2 separate regions of the Homo sapiens genome follow, and region 1 is linked to region 2. Evidence: read pairs that join two places in POLR2A ChIA-PET (ENCODE). Cell type or tissue: PC-9. All regions are shown on one strand. Links, peaks and the distances in the headings refer to the core of each region. The heading gives the core; the rest is flanking DNA. Region 1 holds the start of KRT80 (keratin 80). Region 2 holds the start of KRT7-AS (KRT7 antisense RNA 1).

Evidence for each region. ChIA-PET counts read pairs that join two places held together with the same protein. Peaks named below come from ENCODE experiments on the same cell type or tissue, not always from the same donor. Only the 100,000 strongest peaks of a DNase experiment are listed, where the experiment ranks them.
Region 1: POLR2A ChIA-PET joins it to region 2 with 26 read pairs; 7 of 35 experiments call an interaction of 5 or more read pairs at or near these places.

The regions. Positions count from the first base shown.
Region 1 is chr12:52,186,368-52,197,957 of GRCh38, reverse strand. KRT80 (keratin 80) reads left to right here and starts at 5,944. Exons shown (of 9, transcript NM_182507.3): 1 at 5,944-6,355. The coding sequence starts at 6,056. In PC-9, for the core only: no CTCF peak of the experiment used is centred there; DNase peaks (open chromatin) are centred at 2,827, 3,707, 5,587, 5,917 and 1 weaker place; H3K4me3 peaks cover 2,867 bases; H3K27ac peaks cover 6,357 bases.
Region 2 is chr12:52,239,480-52,251,069 of GRCh38, reverse strand. It overlaps KRT7 (keratin 7), which reads right to left. Exons shown (of 9, transcript NM_005556.4): 5 at 9,434-9,598; 6 at 7,933-8,058; 7 at 5,438-5,658; 8 at 2,859-2,893; 9 at 2,149-2,479. The coding sequence ends at 2,310. It overlaps KRT7-AS (KRT7 antisense RNA 1), which reads left to right and starts at 3,622. Exons shown (of 2, transcript NR_146274.1): 1 at 3,622-3,893; 2 at 4,602-6,027. It also overlaps the pseudogene KRT87P. RefSeq lists enhancers at 664-1,270, 6,231-6,380, 6,431-6,860, 7,254-8,229. In PC-9, for the core only: no CTCF peak of the experiment used is centred there; DNase peaks (open chromatin) are centred at 3,519, 6,969 and 7,559; H3K4me3 peaks cover 1,234 bases; H3K27ac peaks cover 7,773 bases.

The sequences.
Region 1 (11,590 bases), core at 2,193-10,192, 53 kb after region 2:
TGTGCCAGGCACTATGCCAGGCATTGGGACACTAAAGAAACAAAGCCACCACACAGTCCGTGTGCTCACAGAGCTGTGCAGGGGAGGCAGACACAAACACGTAAACACCAACAATAAATAATTACAAATTGGGCTGAGTGCTGTGAAGACAGGAAAGTGTAATTAGCCCATGCCTACCTCTCCCTGGCGCCAGAGGCCTGGCCTCATTACAGAACACCCGCACCTGCCCAACCTCCCAGCATGCTGCTTGGCCAGGGACCGTGGATCGCACTGGAAGCCAAGTACCCAGCAGAGCAAGAGGCTCCACTACAGTTTGAGGAACGTTTGTTGAACTAAACTGGAAAAAAAAAAAAAGATTTGTAGTACAACCTAATTTTACAGGCCGTTGAGGCCCAGAGAGGCCAAGCATTTGGCTCCAAACCACACAGCTGGTGAGTGGCAGAGCCCCAGACCAGAAACCAGGTCTCCTAAGTCCAGGTTCAGTGCTCCTGCCACATCCCAGGCTGCCCGCTGGACAGTCTTGAACCCTTTCACAGCCTCCAGGAATCTGCAGCCTCCTGACCCATCTCAGATGCCTGCTTTGCAGGTCAGCACTGTCCGATAGGACCATATGTGATGATGGAATTGTTCTATATCTGTGCTGTTCAACCCAATCACCTGACACCACTCAGCAGGTGCAGGGAAAGGTGGCCAGTGTGGTGGGGTCGGCGGGTGGGAAAATGGGCAGGGCTGTGGAGAGAAAAAAGGCATAGTGGAGGTGAGACCCAGCAAGGAAGAAGGATTGGGTTTGGCATTCCGAGGAATCTTCCATCCCCAAAGCCACGGGGAGCCCCTGAAGGATAGTATGCACAGTAAAGACATGCCTTGATGAAAGCCTCTGTGGGACTCCAAGGGCGTCACTGCTCCTCTGAGCTCTACAGTACCTCCAACACTCCAGTAACACCAGCTGGAGTAGTCATTCATTCATTCAGTTGTCATTCTCTGTCAAAACCCCACACAAATAATTTCTCACATCCGCAGCACATAATGCTGGCCCAGCCTGAAATACCCTTCCCCTCCCCTGCCTGGACAGCTCTTGCTCTTCCTTCAGGCCTGAGCTCATGGTCCCTATCTGGGAAGGCATCGTAGACACCGTCACCTGGGTCATTGCCTCTTCCATGTCTCCATAGCCTGCCTGGCATGTGGAGGAGGCTTAATTTCTCTATCCTTGCTGTTAGTTCTCCTTTCTTGACCCTTCCCACACCTACACTTACGTCCCCAACCCTCAGCTCTGGGACCCTCAGAAATTCTGACCACAGGCCAGGCACCTGTAATCCTGGAACTTTGGGAGGCCGAGGCGGGCAGATTGCTTGAGGTCAGGAGTTCAAGACCAGCCTGGTCAACATGGTGAAACCCTGTCTCTACCAAAAAATACAAAAGTTAGCCAGTCATGGTGGTGCGCACCAGTAATCCCAGCTACTCGGGAAGCTGAAGCGGGAGAATCGCTTGAACCTGGGAGGCAGAGGTTGCAGTGAGCCGAGATCGCACCACTGCACTCAAGCCTGGGTGGCAGAGTAAAATACTGTTACAAAAAAAGGGGGGGCCAGGTGCGGTGGCTCACGCCTGTAATCCCAGCACTTTGGGAGGCCAAAGCAGGCGGATCATGAGGTCGAGATCAAGAACATCTGGTCAACCTGGTGAAACTCCATCTCTACTAAAAACAAAACAAAACAAAATTTAACTGGGCATGGTGGCATGTGCCTGTAGTCCCAGCTACTCGGGAGGCTGAGACAGGAGAATTGCTTGAACCCAGAAGGCAGAGGTTGCAGTGAGCTGAGATCACGCCACTGCGCTCTAGCCTGGGCGACAGGGCAATACTCCATCTCAGAAAAAAAAAGAACTTCTGTCTCAAAAAAAAAAAAAAAAAAGAACTTCTAACCACATAGCCACAGTCTGCCAAAGACCCTCAGCCCCCAGCCTAGGTCCTCCCACTCCCAGGACTTGGACCCTGGATCAGCCCTGCTCAAAGGGAATATCCAGAGAATAAAGGCCAGGAGTTGCTAACTTCATAAGGGAGATGGCACTGACCCAGATCACGACCATAGGTGGGGACATGCATTTAGGGGAGAAGATGAAAGATTGACAGAAACTTGAGCAGGCTCATGTGGGAAGGCTTCTTGGAGGAGTGGCCCTCCTTCCCATCATGTCCTGCAGTGATACAAAGATTTTCCCCTGTAGATTCCAAACCCTTTGCTGGCTCCCCTGCCCAGAGAGTCCCTGTCTGTCTCCCCAAGAGTCAAATCCTGCCCCAGAGCCTGACCCAGGCTAGGATGTGCCCATTGGAACATTCACCCAACAACTATGTCTTGCCATCCAGCATTTCCAGAGACCTGATGCTCCACAGGCCAGGAGGCCTCAGGCCAAATGGGGAGCAAGGCAAAGAGGAGGCGCTGAAACTATGACACAGGGATGCCATTCTCATAAGGACATCCAACTGGGCTGCAAGGACACAAACCCTGTTCCCTCTGCCCCCACCCAGGGCCGAAAGGAGGAGCTCCAGGCCAGGACTCTGAGTGGGCAGGTGACTCCGAGAGGGACAGACAGACAGTAAGATAAGTGAGAGAGAGCATGACAATCGAAAACACAGAGGAGGCGGATGAGAATGCGAAGGAGACAGACCACAGGTTGGGTGGGAGTGACGTGGAGAAGGAAATGGGAGGAGGAGAGAGAAAAAACAAGAAAACTCCCCCTCACTTCAAGACCAGTTCCAGGAGGCTCTGGCAGCCCAGCCTAAGCCTCTTCCCCATTCCTCGCCTCTAGCCAGCCCAGCCCCTCCTCTGCTCTTTCTCTGCCTCCTGGATCATCAGGATTGTGTCCTGTTACCAGTGACAGGGGACTGGGGTAAAGGGGATAGACTCAAGAGGCAGGAAAGGGAGATGTAGATTCCTGTCCCTGGACCATGTAAGGACTAGAAGAGCAGGGTTCCGGAGTCCCAGAGGGTACAGGATGTCCAGGTGTTATTTCTAGCGGGGGTTGTCCAAGCCCATCCTCACCTGAAGCCCCAAGCAGGTTTGTTTATTTGTACATCCAGGAGGGAGTTGGAGACTGCTTGGGTACCCAAACATCCTCAGAGAGACGGAAACCTTCCCCCACTTTCCATCTCCCACCTCCCAACCCCTGCCAGGCCTCCTGCTTCCCTGGGTGGGGGTCCAAGCCCCCAGGTGGTTCAGGCTCTGTACCAAGGCCAGGAGAGGGTGATGTCAGGCCCTCTGGCCTAGCTGGGACAGAGAGCCCTGCTCAGAGAGTGCAGCCTGGACCAGGACCCCCAGGGATGCCAGTTCCAGAGTAAAGGGAGTAGAGCTCCTCACTCCAACTGTCCAGGTTCCCATCCATCATAACTGGGTGACCTTAGACTAGGCACTCAAGCCCTCTGAGCTTCCTCCTCTGTCAATTGGAGTGATGAGAATTAAAGCATCCACCTCAAGTGGTGGTTGTCAGGAGGATTGAAGATGAGCTGGGGGAGGAAAGGAGACGGGGTGAGGAGGGGAGAGGGAGGAGGTAGGGCTGGGCTGTTTGTGGAGTTTTGTTTATTTGGGGCTTTTTTGTGGCTGTTCCTGTTTGGCAGCCACAGCAGTGACAGTCAAAGACATCTCTACTGACTGCACCCAAGGAAGACTGTCCGGCCAGAAAGGAAGCAACAGGCAAGCCCCACATACCTCCCCCAGCCCAGAGCCCCAGGCTAGCATGCCTTCCATTGCTCCAGGGAGGTGAAGACATCCGAAAGCAAAGCCCCCTGGTGTGGGGCCCAAGAGGCAAGCCCTGCAAAGCCAGCCTAGGAGCCAGGGACTTGGCAATTAACCAAGACCTGTCAACTCTCAGGAGCTGACTGAGGCCAAAGGAAGGAAGCAAGAAATAGATTTAAGTCATGCACAGGCACTTGGGAGAAAAAAGCGTTCGGCTCCGAGAGAATTAGGTGGCGGGGCTGCCCTAAACTGCACCCCAGACAGTAAGAAGGCAGCTTCCTTCTCTAACCCGCTACCCTTTCTAGGGGTCCTAAAACTTAGAGGCTCAGATTAAAGAGCTCCTCACCCCAACTGTCCAGGTTCCCATCCATCATAATCGTGTGGCCTTAGACTAGACACTCCAGCCCCCTGAGCCTCCTCCTCTGTCATTTGGAGTGATGAGAATTAAAGTGTCCACCTCAAGTGGTGGTTGTCAGGATTGAGGAGCTAATTCCTGCAAAGCATCTGGGACATATCTGATGTATCAGCTGTTATTCTGGCCTTGGCAGAGCCCAGACGCCACTGCTGCCCCCTCCCTTCCCCACAGAGTACACAGGGGTGACGGGTGGGGGGCAAGGTGCTGTGCTTGACCACATGCCATTCGGATGCCAGGCCAGAGTGAGGACGGTGGGAGGCCAAGGTGGCCCCACACGTGGGTGTTGAGTGGGGAGCGTGGCGCACGTCAGTCACCCACCAGTGCCTCGCTACCCTACCCGGCACCAGATCCTGGGATCAGGCTTAGGATGGACCCGTGGCCTCTAGACAGGGTCCTGTGCCCTTGTGAGCCAGAAGTGCCTAGTGTGTGAAAAAGATGTCTGCCCTGGAGGTGGAGGCCCAGGGTCCGCGATGTGACTGGCAAATGGTTCTCCCCGCTCAGGGGCTCTCTCTTCCTCTGGGCCCAGAGGGGGCTGCTACCCCTTCTATCTCTGACCATCTGTGACTCTCCCAGACACACTCCTCTCTCTGCTCTGGCCCCTGCCACCCAGAGCAGGATTGAGCCAGGTCCAGGAAAGACATGCAGATCCAGCCACCAGGGCCAGAACATCAGGACCACCAGGCCAGGAAAGGAGACGCAGGGCTGGGAGAGCTGGTAACCCCCTGGGGTGGGAGAGTGGGGTCTCAGGAACTGTGGAAAGGTAGGCATTGCCCTGGGCCAGGTGGGCCTCTGCCGCCCTGTCAGAGGCTCTGTGGGGGCAAAATGGGGTCTTTTCTATTTCTACTTCACAGATGGTGTAAAAGAGGTCAAAGGAGGCAGAGAAGAGAAAGAAGAGTGGGGAGGAAAGAGTGTGAGGAAGGCAGGGATTCTCATTGCCCCAGAGCAGAGCTGCATTCAGCCATACCCATCGCCCCTGCTAGACTCAGCACCCGGAAGGCAGTACCACTGATTGAGGCCAACTTTGTCCCCTGTCCTCTACCAAGTGCTTTGTACATGCTACCTCCTGTGAGGTGGGTGTTTTCATCCCCACTTTACAAATGAAGACAAAAGTCAAGTAACGTGCCTGAGGTCACATGAGTGGTGAGCAGTCCAGCTGAGTCTTGAACCAGGTCTCACATTTCCAATGCTGAGAGCTCCTTGGCCTTGACCGTCTATGTCCTCCCAGCCTCTGAGACAGTAGGGTGTACATAGTAGGTCCTCAATCAATGCTAGTTAAAGTGAAGGAAGGAAGGAAGGGAGAGGGGGTAGAAGGAAGGGGGAAGATAAGCCAGGGAGACTCTTTGGCAGCCAGAAAATAAATAATAAGTGCTGTTTTCCAGTGCCAGGCTGGCACGGTGCCCAGGATAGCTGCCCTACACTCGGGAGCTCAAGGCCTATGCTTGACTCATCTTTTCCAGAAGTATGTGAGCCCAGATACGTCAGCCTTCAAGTATGCAGTGAGGTCTGCGGTGAGGCGCTCTCTCTTCTCTCCTGCCCCCTTGAATGGCCTTCCTTTTGCCAACTCCCCACCCCCAACCCACCCGGCCAGTCCAGCCTTGGCCCCCTCCCCAGAGCTAGGCCTGCTTTCTTTGGGGCAGGGGGCTGTGGACCAGCCCCCTAAGCAATGCAGATACCTGTTGGGAGGGAGACCTACATGCTGCTGGGGGAGGGGCGGGAGCACCCACATCATCCAACAGGTTGGTCAGGCTGGGAGGCGTCCCGCCCTCCTGCAGCTAATGAGCACTGTGCAACAGGTGTCTGCTCCTCAGTCCCCAGCCCGCCCCAGCTGTGACCAGAGCAACCAGAGCCTGCCACCCGACGCAACCCCAGGCTCACTCGCTCACCCCCCTGGGCCCTCCTGCTTCCGGCCGGGGGCACCATGGCCTGCCGCTCCTGCGTGGTTGGCTTCAGCAGCCTCAGCAGCTGTGAGGTGACCCCGGTGGGCAGCCCCCGGCCTGGAACCTCAGGATGGGACAGCTGCAGGGCCCCCGGGCCGGGCTTCAGCTCCCGCAGCCTCACAGGCTGCTGGTCGGCTGGCACTATCTCCAAGGTGACTGTGAACCCCGGCCTGCTGGTGCCCCTGGATGTCAAGTTGGACCCCGCTGTTCAGCAGCTGAAGAACCAGGAGAAGGAGGAGATGAAGGCCCTCAATGATAAATTTGCCTCCCTAATTGGCAAGGTGAGCACAAGTAGGGGGTCCCAAACATGAAGGGCTGCCAGGCCTGGGCCGGTAGCTGAGCTCTGTGTTTCCCTGAGCATCGATCACCGCGCCCCACCCCTGCACCCAGCCAATGGGGAGATGGCACTGCTAACCCGACAGGCTAGCTCTGAGCAGAGGCTGGGGGAGGGAAGTCCCTGATCCATCCTGGCATGTGGGGAGAAAGGGACCCCAGGATGGCCTTTGAGGGATGTGTTGATAATAACATGCTGCATGACCTGGGGTCACCCACCACCCAGGCAGGGACTGGGGAGGACCACCTAGTGTGGCCAGGGGTGCCCTCTCGCAGGAATGGCTGATGGAGGCATGCTCTGCGGTCCTACTCTGAGGCAAGTGGACAGGGGAGATGGCCTCCCAGGCACCACGCTCCTGTTTATCCCTCAAGCCTCTGGTCCCACAGCATCTCTCTCAGCTGCCCCAGTCAGAAAAGCCAGCAGGGTGGAGGGTGAGTGCGGGGCTGCTGGAAGGAGGTTGCTGCCCAGACTGCTGCAAGTGAGGGTGCAGCTCAGGTGTCAGGAGATAGGAATGCAGGGGACGATGCCTCGAGTCAGAACAGGGAAGCCAGTTGGGCCTTCCTGCACCCTGCGCCCCTCCTGACTGCGGGAGGTGCATCCTCAGCATCACAACCACACTTCCTAGACTCCACTACCCATGGCCTGCAACAGGTCTGGGGCACTCGTGTCCACCTCTGCTCCCAGGGCAAGGGAGCTCCCAAGGAAGTTATCCACTTCCCAAATCTGTTCTTTACTCATCTTCTCCAAGAAACTCCTCCTGACTCTGCACCCTCCTGCACCCTCAAGAATAATCATGATAGTGCCAGCTGCCATTGGTTAATTGCTTACTATGTGCCAGGCACTGTGCTGATGCTTTTCAGGTTTATCTGTATTTCTCTCAACAACCTTATGGGAGAAGACAATTTTATGTCCATTTCACAGATAAGGAAAACTGTACATTTCTGAACCTGCCAGTAAACCAGAGGTCCAGCCTTCAGCCCCTGGCTCAGTCCTTGTCTGCTCTTGGCCTCTGATTCTGTGTTCCTCTGCATGTTGCTGGTCTCCCCCATGAGGTGGGAGCTCACAGAGAGGGGCAGAGGGAAGAAAGTAACATGCATTGAGCATCTACTTATGCCTTGCCCTCTGGAGGAACATTGCAAATGCAATGAAATTCAAGCCACACTGCCACCCTGCAGTGGCTGTTATTTTCCCAACTGTGCAGATGAGGAAACTGAGGACCAGCAAGGCTAAGTGCCTTGCCCAAGATCACACAACCAGCAAATGGTAGTCTGGATTTGAACTCAGGTCTGTTGAGACACGAAGTCAGTGGTCTCTGTGGTGGGAATCTTTTCTTTCCTTCTTCCATTCATGTGCCTAGACCAGAGTTTCATCATCCACACCTGGGGTACCCCTGGGTACCCAGAGGGGAAGGACCACAGTCCACTGAGGCAGAGCATCCCTTCCCCCAGCCCTAACTGCACAGAGCCTTGCATTGCTGAGCTGGTTCTCCCTCTAAGAGCAGCCCAGCTGCCCTGGGGAGGCAGGTCCCTAAAGAGCCACCTCCTGACCAAACCCAGTTTAATCCCTTAGAAGGAATGCTTCACTGAGCTATGGAATTTGGCTCAGATGGGTGGTTTTCTCCCTCAAACGCCAGCACTGATATCACCCTGTGCCCCTGCCATGGGGATGGGAGGATATAAGCACAGGGAAGAGGCCCTCAGGGTTGGGGTCCTGTGCCCAGAGACCAGGGCAATGCCCTTGAAGTTCTTTAGCAGAATTGGAGCCTCCCAACCCTTAGCCTTGACCTTGAGATGGGGTGCCCTTCAGGGTGGGACACAGGGAGCTGTGGGTACTGGCCGTTTGGGGGCCCTGGTTGCAGGGCCCCAAGGGGCCCCAGCTGACCCTTCAACTCTGCAAAGATCTGTTAGCCCCACCCTCCTTGCCTCCTTGTGGAGGCTGTGAGGGCCCACATGGAAGCAGGAAGTGGTTAAGATGTGAAATCTGGAGCAGCATTGTGGGGTTTAAATCCCGGTCCACTACTGACCAGCTGTGTTGTCTCAGGCAGGTTATTTAACCTCTCTGTGCCTCAGCACACATTAGGTTAGCAGGCTCATTAGAATCAAATGGGAGAATTTTTGAAAAGAATTTAGAACATATCTGGTATATATTAAGTATATTATAACTGTTAAATAAAAAATGAAATAAATGGGCCTGGCCCAGGGAGCAGCTAGAACCCAGTTAGCCCCTTCCAGGCAGGAGCCTGGAGAGCAGGTGGGGAGAGGCTCCCTGCCGGATAGAGGAGTGAAGGGACTCATGGGCAGGAGGTACGGCGCAGGGCTGTTGAGCAATTATGGACCCAGAGGAAGGCCCAGGGGTGAGACGCCATGACCAGTGGGTGGGGGCTCTGGGTAAAGAGAGGAGAGGGGTGGGGGCCCTCTGAGGAACTGAGAGGAACCTGGGAGCACTCAGGAGGAGCAGAGACTCTCAGGAGGTGGTAGAGGCCCTGGAACACTGTGGTTTCTTCCACTTGCTGGCTGCGTTTTCCTGGGCAAGTCATTTACCCTCTCTGCGCCCCAGATTCCACTGCTCTGCTCTGCCGGTGGTCCTGAGCTCGTCCCAGTGGAAGGACTGGTAAGGCAACAGTCATGAGATGAAGGGGGATGAGGAGAAGCAGTAGCAGCAGGAGAGGCCAGGGGAGGCAGGGAGGGCGCAAGGCCGACCTCCAGCAGAGGCTGCTGGCTGGGCTTCTTGCCTTCACGCACACACAGACAACAGAGGGGATGGAGAGAGAGGCAAGAGGCAGGACTGCCTGAGCTCATCCTGGGGAGGCTGTAGAGAGGGAACCTATGAGCAGTGGTAAAATGCCTGGAGACAGAGGGATGGAGACAGAGGGATGGAGACAATGTCTTCACCGAGGCCTGTGTGACCTCTGGAAGAGCTGAAGTCAGCCTTCCCCCTGCCTGTATGCAGAAAAGCACAAACCAGCCACTGCTCGTGAGTCTTTGAGGCTCCCTGGCTAAAGCCAATGTCTGGCTGAAGGCCGGGGATTCAACAGCCCCCGCTAAGGAACACTACCTGTGTGGCCCAGAGGCACTCCCCTGTAAGACCTGCAGCCTCTGGGATGTCCGGCCTGTCTCCCTCCAGGAGTTCCAGTTTAGGCTGCTCGGTTTCCCCCACAAAACAACATGCCTCTCCCCTAACCTCAGCCCCAACCTGGCCCTACTTTTCAACTGGGCTTCAGTTTCTTCATCTGTAAAATGGAGAGGTCCCTGCTACAGCTGCTACTGTATGATCTAAGGGCAGAGGGCCAGGCAGAACAGAGAGGAGGAATCAGAGGTGAAGGCTCGGCAGTCTTCCTGGGTTGGAGGCAATTAACCTGGCACCTCTCAGGGCACCAGGATTATGAGCCCTCCCCAGGTCCTTGTTCTGAGAGGGAGGAGCCTTTCTGCAAGGAAGGTCCCAAGTGGGGAATGAATTTCCATCCCCGCCCACTGAGACAACCAGAGACTCCCCCAAGGGCAGCAGAAAACAGGGGGCTGTCCCTGATCCCCTAAGACCACAGATGCCTTCTAGCTGGACTGGCCGGCCAAACGCACACCATGTCCCAGCGAGCTAGTGCTGAAGCATAGGGAATTGAGGTTAGACTGTAGGAAGAACTTCCTGGTGTGAAGATTTCTCTGCTGCTCATGGGTGGAGGAAGGAGCCTCACATCTCTCCTCTCACTCCACCCTCAGTGTAAACATGGGGCTCCTGCTTGTCAAAACGGAGGCAAGGTGGGGTGAGCAGATACCTGCCCCCCCAACGCTCCCTCTCACACTCACAAGGCAGGGCAGAAACCCTCTTGACCTCCATCCCTACTGAACCTGTTTGGCTGTGAGTACAGCAGAGAGCAGGATTAAGGTTGGCTTCAAGCAGAACCTACCAGTACAGATATGCAGGGGAATGGCAGCCCGCAAATACCGTCAAACGCCATCATCCAGTATTCCTGCTGGCGTTGTCTGCTGTGAATGTCGAAGGGTCGTCAGAGCACTTCAGGAAAAACAAGGACACCCTGAAGAAGCAGAGCAGAGAGAGAGGGGCTGGCCCCACCTGACCGTTCGGGAGCCTACGAAGGTGCAGAGAGGGCAGTGGCCATCAGATGGGGCTCTCTGGGAAGCTGGGCCACCGAGTTGCTTTGTGACCCTGGAGAAGTCACTTGACACCCCTGGCCTCCATTGCCTCCTCTGCAAATGAAGGGCCCAGCTCAGCTGATCCAAAAGGCTGCTGGCAGCTCTCGCAGGCTACGATTCTGGGAGCCTGGGCCAGCAGCACCGGCAGTGGTGGGAGAAGGCCCAGCTACTCACCTGTGACCATAGGGAGCATCACTGGGCTGGTTATCAAAACATCCTCATGACAAACAACCCACACTGACGGGAGCCAGGCCCCAACCAGGCCTCCAACCTCATGGCCTGCCCTCATGGCCTATCCCTGGCACCAAGGGAGGAGAGGCCCCAAGGGGGAGCAGATGGCTCCCAGTGTGATGGGGAAAGTGGTGGGTCAGGACAAATGAGAAACAGGTAAACTGGGGGCCTTTCAAGATATGAGTCATGGAGGGCTTCCTGCAGGAGGGAGCTGGAAGAACAAATGGGGAGGAGAGGAGGACCTGGTGATGGGAAGGAGAGTAGAGAGGACAGCCAGGGTGGGGAGGAGGGAGGCAGGGGGAGCCCCAAGCTGAGCTGGGCTGGACTGGGTAGAAGGAAGGAGAGGACTGCGCAGGACCCTCCCAGCAAGAGGCATATGGTAGGCAGAGTCTGAGAGGCGCAGCTGGGCTCAGAGCCCTCCCAGGGTTTCACCTCGAGGCAAAACTGTCCCTAACTGGAGGCAGAAGCCAGCCCATGAAGGGTAGCTGGGATCCCAGGGCCCACAGTGACCAGCAACACACAGGACGCATGTGTCATAGTGGTTAAAAGGTTCTAAACCCAAAGTTCCTGGATTCCAGGCCTGGCTCTGCCACTTGCTAATTTTGTGACCTTGGGCAAGTTCCATCACCTCTGGTTTCCTCATCTGTAAAATACAGCTTATAATAGTACCCACCCATGGGGGTGCTGCAGGGATTTCATGGGTCAAGCATGTAGAGCAAGGCCTGGCACACAGCAGGGGCCACATGAGCACCTGCTGTTGTCGTATCCCAAAGCACATCCCCAGGTGTCCCCACAGTCTCATG
Region 2 (11,590 bases), core at 2,404-10,403:
AGGCAGAGGTTGCAGTGAGCCGAGATCGCGCCACTGCACTCCAGTCTGGGCGATAGAGAGAGACTCCGTCTCAAAAATAAAAATAAAAAATAAAAAAGGTTGGCCACCCTCGCCACAGAGCCCAGGTGTGTAGTAGGCTACAACATGTAGGTTTGCGTATGTGCACTCCATGATGTTCGCACAATGACAAAATCATTTAATGCTGTATTTCTCAGAACATGTCTCTGTTGTGAGGCGAAGCATGGCTATGTCTGCCTATAGAGAGGACCTGGGCTAACAGTGTATCAAGGACGCCTGAGGCTAAGACTGCAGGAAGGAGTGCCCATGTGAGGGTTTGAGGGGCGCGCATAGAAACAGAGGGGAGAAGCTCTGAGCAGAAGGGGCCTCTGGCCGCCAGGAGACTGGGCCCTGTCCTCCCCCTCTGGCAGGTGTCAGCAGCTCTCGCGGCGGGGTCTTATGCGGGGACCTGTGCGTGTCGGGCTCCCGGCCGGTGACGGGCAGCGTCTGCAGTGCCCCCTGCAGCGGGAACGTGGCGGTGAGCACCGGCCTGTGTGCGCCCTGCGGCCAGAGCAGCGGCAGCGGCCGCTCCGTGCGCTTCGCCTGAGCGCCCCACTTTGTACCGACGCCGCCTCACCAGCAGCAGCCTCTGCCTCCAGAGGCAGCCCGGAGCTCCCACGGTCCCCAGACGTGGGGAAGGAGGGCTTCGGGGCCCAGCCTCCCCATCGGCCCCCACGCCGCGCCTTCCTGTCTCGCATCCCCGCCCGCTAGTCCCTTCACTGCTTCCGAGAGCACAGGGCTCCTAGCCCGCAGCTCTCCCAACCCCCGAATCTAAAGGACTGTCCTCGCAGCCCTAGGTAAAGACCCCGGTCCGGAGGCCTGGATGCCTGTGGCTTCTGAGGGACAGATGGGCCTGGAGCCCCTTGGTGTGGACTTGCTGTGCCTTCTAATCCAATGTCTTCTAATACACGTGCAGGACAGGCCACCTCTCCTGCCTGGCTGCCTGGCTCCCTCCCTCTCCCCTGTGCTTGTCTCAGCATTTCCAGTAAAGCTCCTGATCATATGCATTGTGCCCTGAGAGTCTCTCCTTCCTCTTGCCCACTTGGTCTTCTTAGTCGGGAGGGAGAGGGCCTGGATCTCCTGACACCTTGGGTGGGAACCCCATCACTGTGGCTGCTGGTCCACTTTTTCCACTCTCCACCCCAGCCCCCACCTCAGCATTTGAAAGTTCCCTGACCATAGGGTCAAATATACAGACTTCCTCCCAGAAGCCAACACATCCCACATAGCTCCCCCATCCACACCACCACCATCACCCCTGGGGTCCCAGACACAGAGACCTCCCTGTGGCTCCACAGTACCCATCATATGTGCTGCTGCCCATCAGGGACACATTTCCCCATGCATAGGCCCTGCCACAGAACACCTGCCACACTCACAGACACACAGACCTGTGTGTCGGGGACTCTGACATAGAAGCCCCCATCAAGCACTGACTTAACACAGATGTCCTTCCCCACTCCCATGGATCCAGATACAAACCCATCCCTCCACTAAGGTCCTAGGCACAGACCTGTTACCGGGGATCTAGACTCTAGGACCCTCCTCCCATGCACACACACACCTCCCCCCCACAACCACTACCTCCACAGAATTCAAGATGCAGAGGACCTCTCCAGGGCCCCAGGCCTGGCTGACCATGAGCCTGGCAGACCCAGCACCAGGAAGGGCTGAGGACGGCTGGCATGAAAGTTGGCTGGGCCACCCGAAACTGGAAGCTGGGGCAGCTGAACGTCTGTGGCCTCCTCACAAAAGGAATGTGCTCTGGCAGCTCTGGGCATGGGGGGAGGGAGGCAAACAGCCTTTCCACCCCCTTAGCAGGGCAGCCCTCCAAGGCCCAATTGCTGGCAGAGCCTGCATTTCCCCGTGGCTCTTCTGGGCTTCCTCAGGAGAATCTTTGGGATCAGCCCCAGACCTGGAGGCCAAGGCTCACCCTAGGTAAGCGTCCTGCTCCTTAGAGCAGCACCCCATCCCACCATGTGCCTTCTCAGTCTCCTGCACAAAAGGCTTCCTAGTCACCAGGGAGACCCTGCCTTCTCTAGTCCCGTCTTTTCCCCTGCCCAGCCTCATGAAGCCAGGATACCAGGCACGTGGATCACTCAGGCCTCAGAATGAGGCTGCTTTATTGGAAGCTATTCTGACATCACTTTCCAGACTGTCTCACTGTCTTGGGACCAGGCATGGGAGGCAGGGGTGGGAATCTTCTTGTGATTGTGGGTGGTGGCTGGAGGAGTGGAGTGGTGGGAGGCGGCTCAGTCGCGGGCACTCCTGCGACTGGCGGATGCGGTCCGGATGGAATAAGCCTTCAGGAGCCCAGGACCCGCACTGCTGGAGAAGCTCAGGGCATTGCTGCCCATGGTTCCCCCGAGGGTCAGCCCAATGCCACCGCCACTGCTACTGCCACCAGTGGAATTCATCACAGCTGGGAGAGAAAAGAGGAGGGCTCTCTTCAGCGTGAGGCTCCCTACCAGGGACCCCATCCCTTCACTGCACCCCACCCTCCTGCCCCAGCTGCCCCTCTCCCTCACCCCTGCCCCCCTCCATGGGCCAACCCAGAAGGAGCATCTGACAGGGGTAGGGCTGCTCCCCAGGTGCTCCTGGCCCCACCCTGCCCTCTTGTAGTGCTTCCCAGGCCATTGAGCCTGGCAGTATGTGCTCCAGGGGACCTGTCAATCCCTGTAGAAAGGAAGGAGTCTCCTGGCCCCTCCAGCAGGGCCCTGGGCCAGTCTGCCATTCTCTAGACCCAGCCCCATCTAAACAGCACAAGGGATGCTTCCCATGGGCCGCAGCCAAGGACTTACAGATATTCACGGCTCCCACTCCATCTCCAGCCAACCTGGGGGCAGAGGACAGACAGTGAGGACGGCTCTTTCCTAGCGTGGGAGGGAAGCGCTCTCAGCCCTCTCTCCTTCCAGGCCCCAAGCAGGATCATTGATTTTTCCTTCTTGCCCCACACTTCCAGCCTGCCTTCAGCCTTGTAAAAGGAGCGAGGAGGCATGCAGGAAGGGAGTGTTCACCTTGGCCCTTCTATCCACTGGCCACCTGACCCCAGGCAATGTCTCAGGGCCTCCATTTCCCACCTATGCCTTGGGCCCAACTACAGGACCAAATTCATGGGCCTGTGAGGGTTAAATGACATAATCTGTCTAAAGCCCTGAGCACCTGGGATTCGGTGAATGGTAGCTGTATGTGTTATTTATGTAGATGGCTGCCTTTCCTCACCGTATCATAAAATCCTAAAGGTGTCTGTGGCCTATTGATACTTTTATCCCCAGTATGAGGCCTGGAGAAGTCATTGCTTAATATATGTCAAAATAATTCGTGAATCGTTGACTGATTGAATGGGGCTCCAGCCAGGACTAAGGAAGGAGCAGGGAGTGGGGGTGGCTTTAAGCAGCCAGTGGGGCTGAAACAGGTCTTGCAGTAGAAATTAAAAATCCATTCGGGACAGCTGGCTATGTTTGTTTTGTGACTCACAGTCCCATTGTCACCAAGGCCTTGGCCTTGGGGATCAGTTTGCTCTGTGGGGGCAGGGAAGACCTCGCTTTGGTGGAGGGAATGAAGGGAGCCTCGCTGGCCTCTGCGGCCCCAAGCCCAGGAAGCAGGCAGAGCAAAGGCTGAGGGAAAGAGAGAGGTTTGCTGAAAGCTTCCAGGGGGCTTGCTTAAATGGCCCCTGCTGGTGCTGGGAGTTGCTGGCACTTGTGGGTGGGGAGAGGGAGCCAGGTTGCAGTCAGGCAGCAACTCGAAGAATTTCTGGTACGATGCCTAAGGAACTCAGACGGAAGAGGCCTGAATGTCCAAGGCTCTAGTGATCTGTGTGACTTTTCTCATTCTAAGTAAGTGGGGTTTTTTTGGTAACTTTGTATTCTTAAAGTAGGCCTCCCAGTTTGAATGAGTTTCTGGACCACAACTCTGATAAGTTAAGAGATAAAAGCAAGGTATCTACCTCCATATCCCCCCAGGGTTGGGGGAACCATATCCTCTCAGAGTACCCGGATCTAAGCCTGGTTACAGCAGCTCAGACTGAGATTAAGCTTTCAGAAGAGGATGTCTCTGCGTGCTGTGTGACCTTGGGCACACTACTGACCATTTCTGAGCTTCAGTCCCCTTTTCTTCCCATGGGAGGAAGCCAGATCAGGTACCACTCTAAGAGTCCCCCAACTCTGACTTCTATGACAACAGAAGGCCCAGGGTATGGGTTGTAGAGAATTTGGGGGCCCTGTGCCTGTGGGAGAGGCGAAAGCAGAGAGAGGCATCTTGGCTGGAGCTCCCTGTGCCCAGATCAGCTTCTGTGTTCCCAGAGACTTTTGGTGTTAATTCTTCTTCCCACAAAGAAGACTGGGTGCTAACCCAGGGAGAAGGCGGGTCAGCAGCAGGGGCAAAGCCCCTTCCTCCTCCTCTCCGCCTCCTACTCATACCCTGCGGCCCTGTGTCTCCTCTTCTCCTCCCAGCACCCAGGCCCTCGGCCCTAGCACCCCTTCACTCCCCATTCCCTTCCCTGCTGCTCCATTCATCCTCCGTCATGTCTCTCTCTGGCCCCTTAGGAATAATACTCAGAAAAGAATAAGTTCTTGTATACACTCAGCATTTTACAAATGTAAGTTACTGGTCTCTGGGGGTTTCCTCTGTGGATGTTTTGTCTCCTCCACCCTCTGCAACCTCCCTGAGGGCAGAAACATGTCCTACGTATTCTCTGTTGCCATGGTGTCTTATAACAAGCCAAGAATGAAGAGGTTGAGTTCGAACCCAACAATATGCCCATGAAGGCCCAGCTGCATAGACAGAGGTGGCATGCGGTTCATGAAGAATGTGCTATCAGACTCCCCCATTCCAGCCTCCTCTCTGACTGCAAGTGAGTCTGCAAATATCTCTGGGGACAAACAAAACGATCCCCCTCCACCACAGTCAGTTAGCCCCACATGATGTAGCACTTAGTTCTGTAGTGAGAAGCAGCCTGGCGTCCTGGAAGATCCTTGGAGCAGGAATCAGCACACCCTGACTGCACTCTGGCCCTATTCCCTCAATTAATGAAACTCAACCACAGCTTTCCCCTCTGGAGACTAAGGAATCAATCGTCTCTGACCTGACTACCTGAATGTGTGCTGAGGATCAAATATGATAACCCTAAGAAGCCGCACACACAAAGGGACTGTTATCATTTCAACCTGCCCACTGAGCTTCACACTCCATGGTCTTTCCTTCTAGAAGGTCATCTCATTGAAGGCAAAGAGGCAAGCATCAGCTCTGTGTTCCCTGCATCCCCACACCCAGTGCCCTGCAGAGGAGGGGCATACAGGAAATGCTTGTAAATGGATGAATGTCAAGCCCCAAACCCCACGGAGCCCTAGAAGCATCCCCTTTCCAGGTTCCTTGTCCTCACCGGCTCTCCTCGCCCTCCAGCAGCTTGCGGTAGGTGGCGATCTCGATGTCCAGGGCCAGCTTCACGCTCATGAGTTCCTGGTACTCACGCAGCTGCCGTGCCATATCCTGCTTGCCCCGCTGCAGGGCGGCTTCCAGCTCCTCCTGCTTGGCACGAGCATCCTTGAGCGCCAGCTCCCCACGCTCCTCAGCCTCGGCAATGGCGGCCTCCAACTTGGCACGCTGTGGGCAGCAGTGCAGCTGTAAGCTGGGGCTCACCAGTCTGCCTTCCTGCCTGCCCATCCTGCAGTGAGCACCCGGGCAACTTGCTTAAGGTGGCTTCATTGGCACCACCTACTCCCCCAAGTACCAGAGAATCCTAAGGGTTAAACACATAGGTTTGGATATCCAACGCCTATGTTCCAGTTCTGGCTCTGCCACTTACTAGCTGTGTGACCATGGATGAATCAACCCTGCTAAGCCAAAGTCCCCTCTTTTCTAAGAGAACATCAGGAGATTTTGAGGATGAAATGAGATAATATACAAGATGTCCGTGGCACAATGTCTAGCACACAGCAAGTGCTTAATAAATGCTATTGTGATCATTTTTAATGAATGCTATTATGATTTTCAAACCCCCAGTCCCCCAGCCCCAGCCCCCAGCTGCAGGAGCTCGAAGACCATGGGATCTTAATTGAGTCTCCAGATGTCAGGCAGCTGACAAAGACCAGAAACCACCTATAAAATAGGAACCAGTTGAGAGCAGGCGCAGAATAGGAGGGCCTGGAGCAGAGAGACCCTCCTAGATGCCCCCAGATGCCATGAGATGCATGACTCACAGTCCCCGGGTTTGGTCAGGGATGCTCTGGTTCCAGACCTGTGCCTGCCTGGAGCAGCTGCCACTTTCTCCCTGGCCTTAGAGTGCCCTCTGCTTTAGGCTCAGCCCCCACTGCCAGGAGCCTGAATAGTCCCAGGCCTCATCTTGTTTAGCTCAGAAAACCACCATCCCTGTCCCCTGGGCAAGGACTTCTCTCCCTTCTTACCGGCCATTCTCTATCCTCAGATCCTCTTCCCTCAGTGGAGGCAGTCTGCCTCTCTGCCAGAGACAGCATTCCCCAGGAGGCCCTCTGACACTCTGCCCCTCGGCCACAGCTCGGTGCCCTGCCCTGTCACACTGGTGCCCCCAGAGCCAACGCCATCCCCGCTGCCTCTGGAGACCCCTTGTAGCTCCCCATGACGCCCCTCAGTGGTGGTAGACACCTGGCTATAGGCCTGGATCCGCCCTGTTGTGTGAGAGGAGAACCGGATGTAGTAGAGGCTGCAGGGTTTGGGAAACCACCATTTGTTATTCTGTGCTTCCCCTCCTGGCCTGGAAGCTGGCCCACTTCATGGGGTGACTCACGGCCCTGCCTCTGTGCCCCAAGGCAGCCTCCGCCCTCCTGTAAACAGGCCCACAGGGCTCCAAGGGGAGGACATTTGTGGGTAAATCACCCTCACATCCCCCCACCACCCACAGCTCATCTGGAAATCAGCTTTCCGAAGCTTCCACATGTGTGCCCTCCCCCTCTCTCCACTGCAGACACCTGCACAGGCTGAGCTGCCCTGGCCACACACTACTCAGCCAGGGCTGGGGGCCCTTCCCCCATCAACACCTCCAACCCCAGCTTCCAGCAAAGCTCATCCTCCCAGGCAGTCTCTCATCTGAGACCCGTGCCCCTGCCATGTGCCAGGTGCTGGAAGAGAGGAGCAGTGAACCAGACAGACAGGGTCCCTGCTCTCCAGGCATCTGTTATATTCCAGTGGAGGTAGGGACCATCAATCACTTAATGAATAAGACAGAACATTTCAGAGAGTGACAGGGGCTTCAAAGAACTTCAGACAGGCTGCCGATAGAGGGGCTGGTGTTTGAGAGTGCCGTCTCTGAGAAGGGGTCTTTTCCTAAACCCCAGGGAGGAGAAAACAACAACCATGGACAGAGCTGGGAGAACCACATTCCAGGGGGAGGCAACGCCAAGTGCAAAGGCCCTGAAGCATGACCATTCTTGGCAAATGCAAGATGCAGGAAGCAGGTTAGCATGGCCAGAGCAGAGTGAGGGGAATCGTGGAAAGTGAGGTTGGAGTGGGTGGGAAAGGGCCATGTGAGTCATTATAAGGTCTTCTGCTGTCCTCTGTCCCTGCAATGAATGATGAGCTCCCAGGGACAGCGCCCTGCAGCCAGAACCAGGTGCAAGCAGAGTGCTCAGTATCAATGTGGAACCAGTGGTGGCTTTCTTCTGGCCAGCCAGCCTGAGTCTCCCTCCACAGGCTCTGTGCACATCCAGGACCTTTCTCCCATCAGCCCATGCCAGGACCTGGCCAAGAACATTCTGTGCTGGAGATCTCACAAGGGGGTCTGAGACAGTGGCACCAGCTTTGGCCGGGAGATGGGAACCTCCTGCTCCACATCCTGAGTTTGGCCTCAGCTGGCCACCCCTGCATGCCCCAAGTAGCAGGGGAAGCCAGGAGGACTTGTCCCACCTGGTTCTTGATGTTGTCGATCTCAGCCTGCAGCCTCTGGATGGCCCGGTTCATCTCTGAAATCTCATTCCGGGTATTCCGGAGGTCGTCCCCATGCTTCCCAGCCTGGGCCTGGAGGGTCTCAAACTGGAGGGGCCATACAGAGAGTTATGGCAGAGAGATGGGCAGTGAGTACAGGTAACTCATCCCTCTCCCCACCCAAGGCCCCTCCCAACTTATATTTTCAGGGAAGGACAGTCTGACTCCCATCAACCTTTGCCCGATGCCAGGAGACCAGACAGCAGTGTGAGGAAGGGATTCATTCTCCTCCAAGCCAGGCAGGGAGGACAGACAAGGCTCCGCAGTCCCATCCCCATGGACCCCAGGGCTCTTCCACTCCCACCATGCCCTTCTGCTGGAGAATCACTGAGAGTTTGAGATTCGCACCCATTCAACACCCAGAACACCCATTTCACAGGTGAGGAGAGTGAGTCTTGGAGAAGAGAAAGCACCACCCAGGGATCACACAGCCAATCAGTGATGGAACGAGGGCCTGAACCCAGGTCTTCTTGTTGGCATACTTGTGTTCTCACCCAGGCACCATGAATGACTCTCTATCTCTGCAGGGGCAGACCTCTCAATCCTTGCCTCGGGATCCCTTCTTCAGGAACACTGGTTCACCCCAGCACCCACTCCTGCTCCCTCAGCCCCTGCACCATCAACTGTCCTGCCACCATGAAGTAGATGTGATGATTAAGCCTCCCAGGTCTAGGGCCCTCACATTCAGGATTTAGTCCCTGCTCTTCCATCTACTAGCTGTATGCAGTTAGGCAAATTACTTAACCTCTCTGTGCCTCAATTTCCTCATCTTTAAATGGGGGTAATAGGCTGGGTGCGGTGTCTCACGCCTATAATCCCAGCACTTTGGGAGGCCGAGGCAGGTGGATCACCTGAGGTCAGGAGTTTGAGACCAGCCTGGCCAGCATGGTGAAACCTCGTCTCTACTCAAAATACAAAAAAAATTAGCCAGGCATGGTGGTGCACACCTGTAGTCCCAGCTACTCAGGAGGCTGAGGCACGAGGATCACATGAACCAGGGAGGCAAAGGTTGCAGTGAGCCAAGATCGCACCACTGCACTTCAGCCTGGGTGACAGAGCAAGACTCCATCTCAAAAAATAGAAATAAAATAAATTAAATTAAATAAAACAAAATGGGGGTAATAATGATGCCTATCTAATAGGGCTGTTCTGTGGATTACATGAGTCAATAATTACATGAGCCTAGTACTGTGTAAGTACTTGCCATATTTTAGCTATTATAATGATTAATCCATATCTATTTCCTCTGCCCTGTCCTCCCATCTTGGGATTTTCTCCAGGGCTGAGCACCACAGACTTAAACCACTGGTGCCTGCCAGAACAGTGGGACCCAGGCCCTGAAGGCTTGAGACAAGTTGAGGAGTAAGGGAAGCTGCCACCAAGGACCCTGGCAGGAGGAAATACGCCCCTGGTGGCCTCACACCTTGGTCTGGTACCAGGCTTCAGCCTCAGCCCGGCTGCATTTGGCCATCTCCTCATACTGCGCCTTGACCTCAGCGATGATGCCGTCCAGGTCCAGGGAGCGACTGTTGTCCATGGACAGCACCACAGATGTGTCGGAGATCTGGGACTGCAGCTCTGTCAACTCCTGTAGGGACCAGACGGGACATCAGGACTTAGGGCAGGATCCTATGCCCACGCCCACCCTGGGATTCCCCACTCACAAAGGAAAGAAAAGAGAGAACAGCTGGGAGTGGGCTGAGTCACCAGGCAGCAAGGGGGCCCAGACCCAGCACACATTAAGTTACTTCATTCTGCCCACCCTTGGCTCCCTGAGGGCCCATTAGCAGTGTCTCAAACGAGAATCTGGCAGGGTTAAAGGGGATAAGGAAAGGGACAGTGTGGTGCGCTGTGGTGACTTCTCACTGTGAGGTTCTGTAGGTGCACGAGCTCTATTGTGAGGGAGGCCATGGGGAATGGATGAAATTATCATATTCCACCATGCTACAGAATACTCTGCAGTCTGTACACCGATGATATGGCTCCAACTACCTGTGGGGAATATGCCCATGGTATACTGTTGCATTAAAAAAAGCATGATGCGTTCTCACTCATAGGTGGGAATTGAACAATGACATCACTTGGGCACAGGGCGGGGAACATCACACACCGGGGCCTGTCGGGGGCGTGGGGGGAGGGGGGAGTGATAGCATTAGGAGAAATACCTAATGTAAATGACAAGTTGATGGGTGCAGCACACCAACATGGCACATGTATGCCTATGTATCAAACCTGCACGTTGTGCACATGTACCCTAGAACTTAAAGTATAATAATAAAAATTAAAATAAAGCATGATGCTATTTTTATTGAAAATGTATATTTCTATATCTTTATGTATATGTAAGCACAGAAAAGTCTGGAAAGGTAGACACAAAGATGGTAGCATTGGGTATAAGTAATCCATTTTCTTTTTTTTTTCTTTTTTTTTGAGACAGAGTTTTGCTCTGTCACCCAAGCTGGAGTACAGTGGCACAATCTTGGCTCACTGCAACCTCCACCTTCCAGGTTCAACCAGTTCTCCTGTCTCAGCCTCCCGTGTAGCTGGGATTACAGGCACCCGCCACCATGCCTGGCTAATTTTTGTATTTTTAGTAGACACGGGGTTTCACCATGTTGGCCAGGCTGGTCTCCAACTCCTGACATCAGGTGATCCACTCACCTCGGCCTCCCAAACTACTGGGATTACAGGCATGAGCCACCACGCCTGGCCAAGTAATCCATTTTCAATTTACGATTTACTTAATTTTTTGGTTGTTTTGCAATGAGTATGTATTACTTTCACCATGAAAACAACTTTATATATATACACACAGGTGTGTTTACACATAAATAAACTAAACTTTCACCATGAAAAGAAAACTTTATATATATGTGTGTGTGTGTGTGTGTGTGTGTACACATGTGTGTTTACACATAAATAAACCATGTGATAGACCCAGGAAGACCTGAGATTAGAAGTGCCTGAAGCAAGCCTCAAAGAAACTTCCCCTGAAATTAATGAATCTGTGGACATTTGCTCTGAGGGGCTGGTGGAGACTGGACGTTCAGGCAAAGACTAGGCTGAAGAACTGGTTTGTAATTAACCTCACAAGCTAATTATGCCCAGCCTAGCCTCTGCCAGGTGACTGGCCACCCTACCTTCTGCCTAAGGCCAGAGACTCACACTGATGAGAGTGGAGAGATTTTTAAATCCCCTTGAAGAAAAAGAGCTGGAAACCCCGGAGGACAAGGGTGAGAGGGAGAGAATAAGAAGGGAAGGGAGGACATTAGAGTGGTGAGTTGGCAGGCAGCTACCCACCCAGCCCCTCTGGGAGTAAATGCTCAGGCAATCCAGTCTCTCCTGACTTGGGCTCCCCTGCTGGCCCTACCTAGCCCACCTTTGAACCCTGTCACAACCTGGAGTCCCCTGACCTCCTCCTGGTTCCTTCCAGTCCCACCCAATCCCCCTTCCTTAGAAATGCTGCGATCATCCCATGTCTCTCCAAGGTCAATCCTGATTGACTCACCCCCACCTCCTCCCGAATCCTTAGCCTGTCCTGAATTCCTGAGTCCAGAAGGGATAAAGGGCAGGATAAATC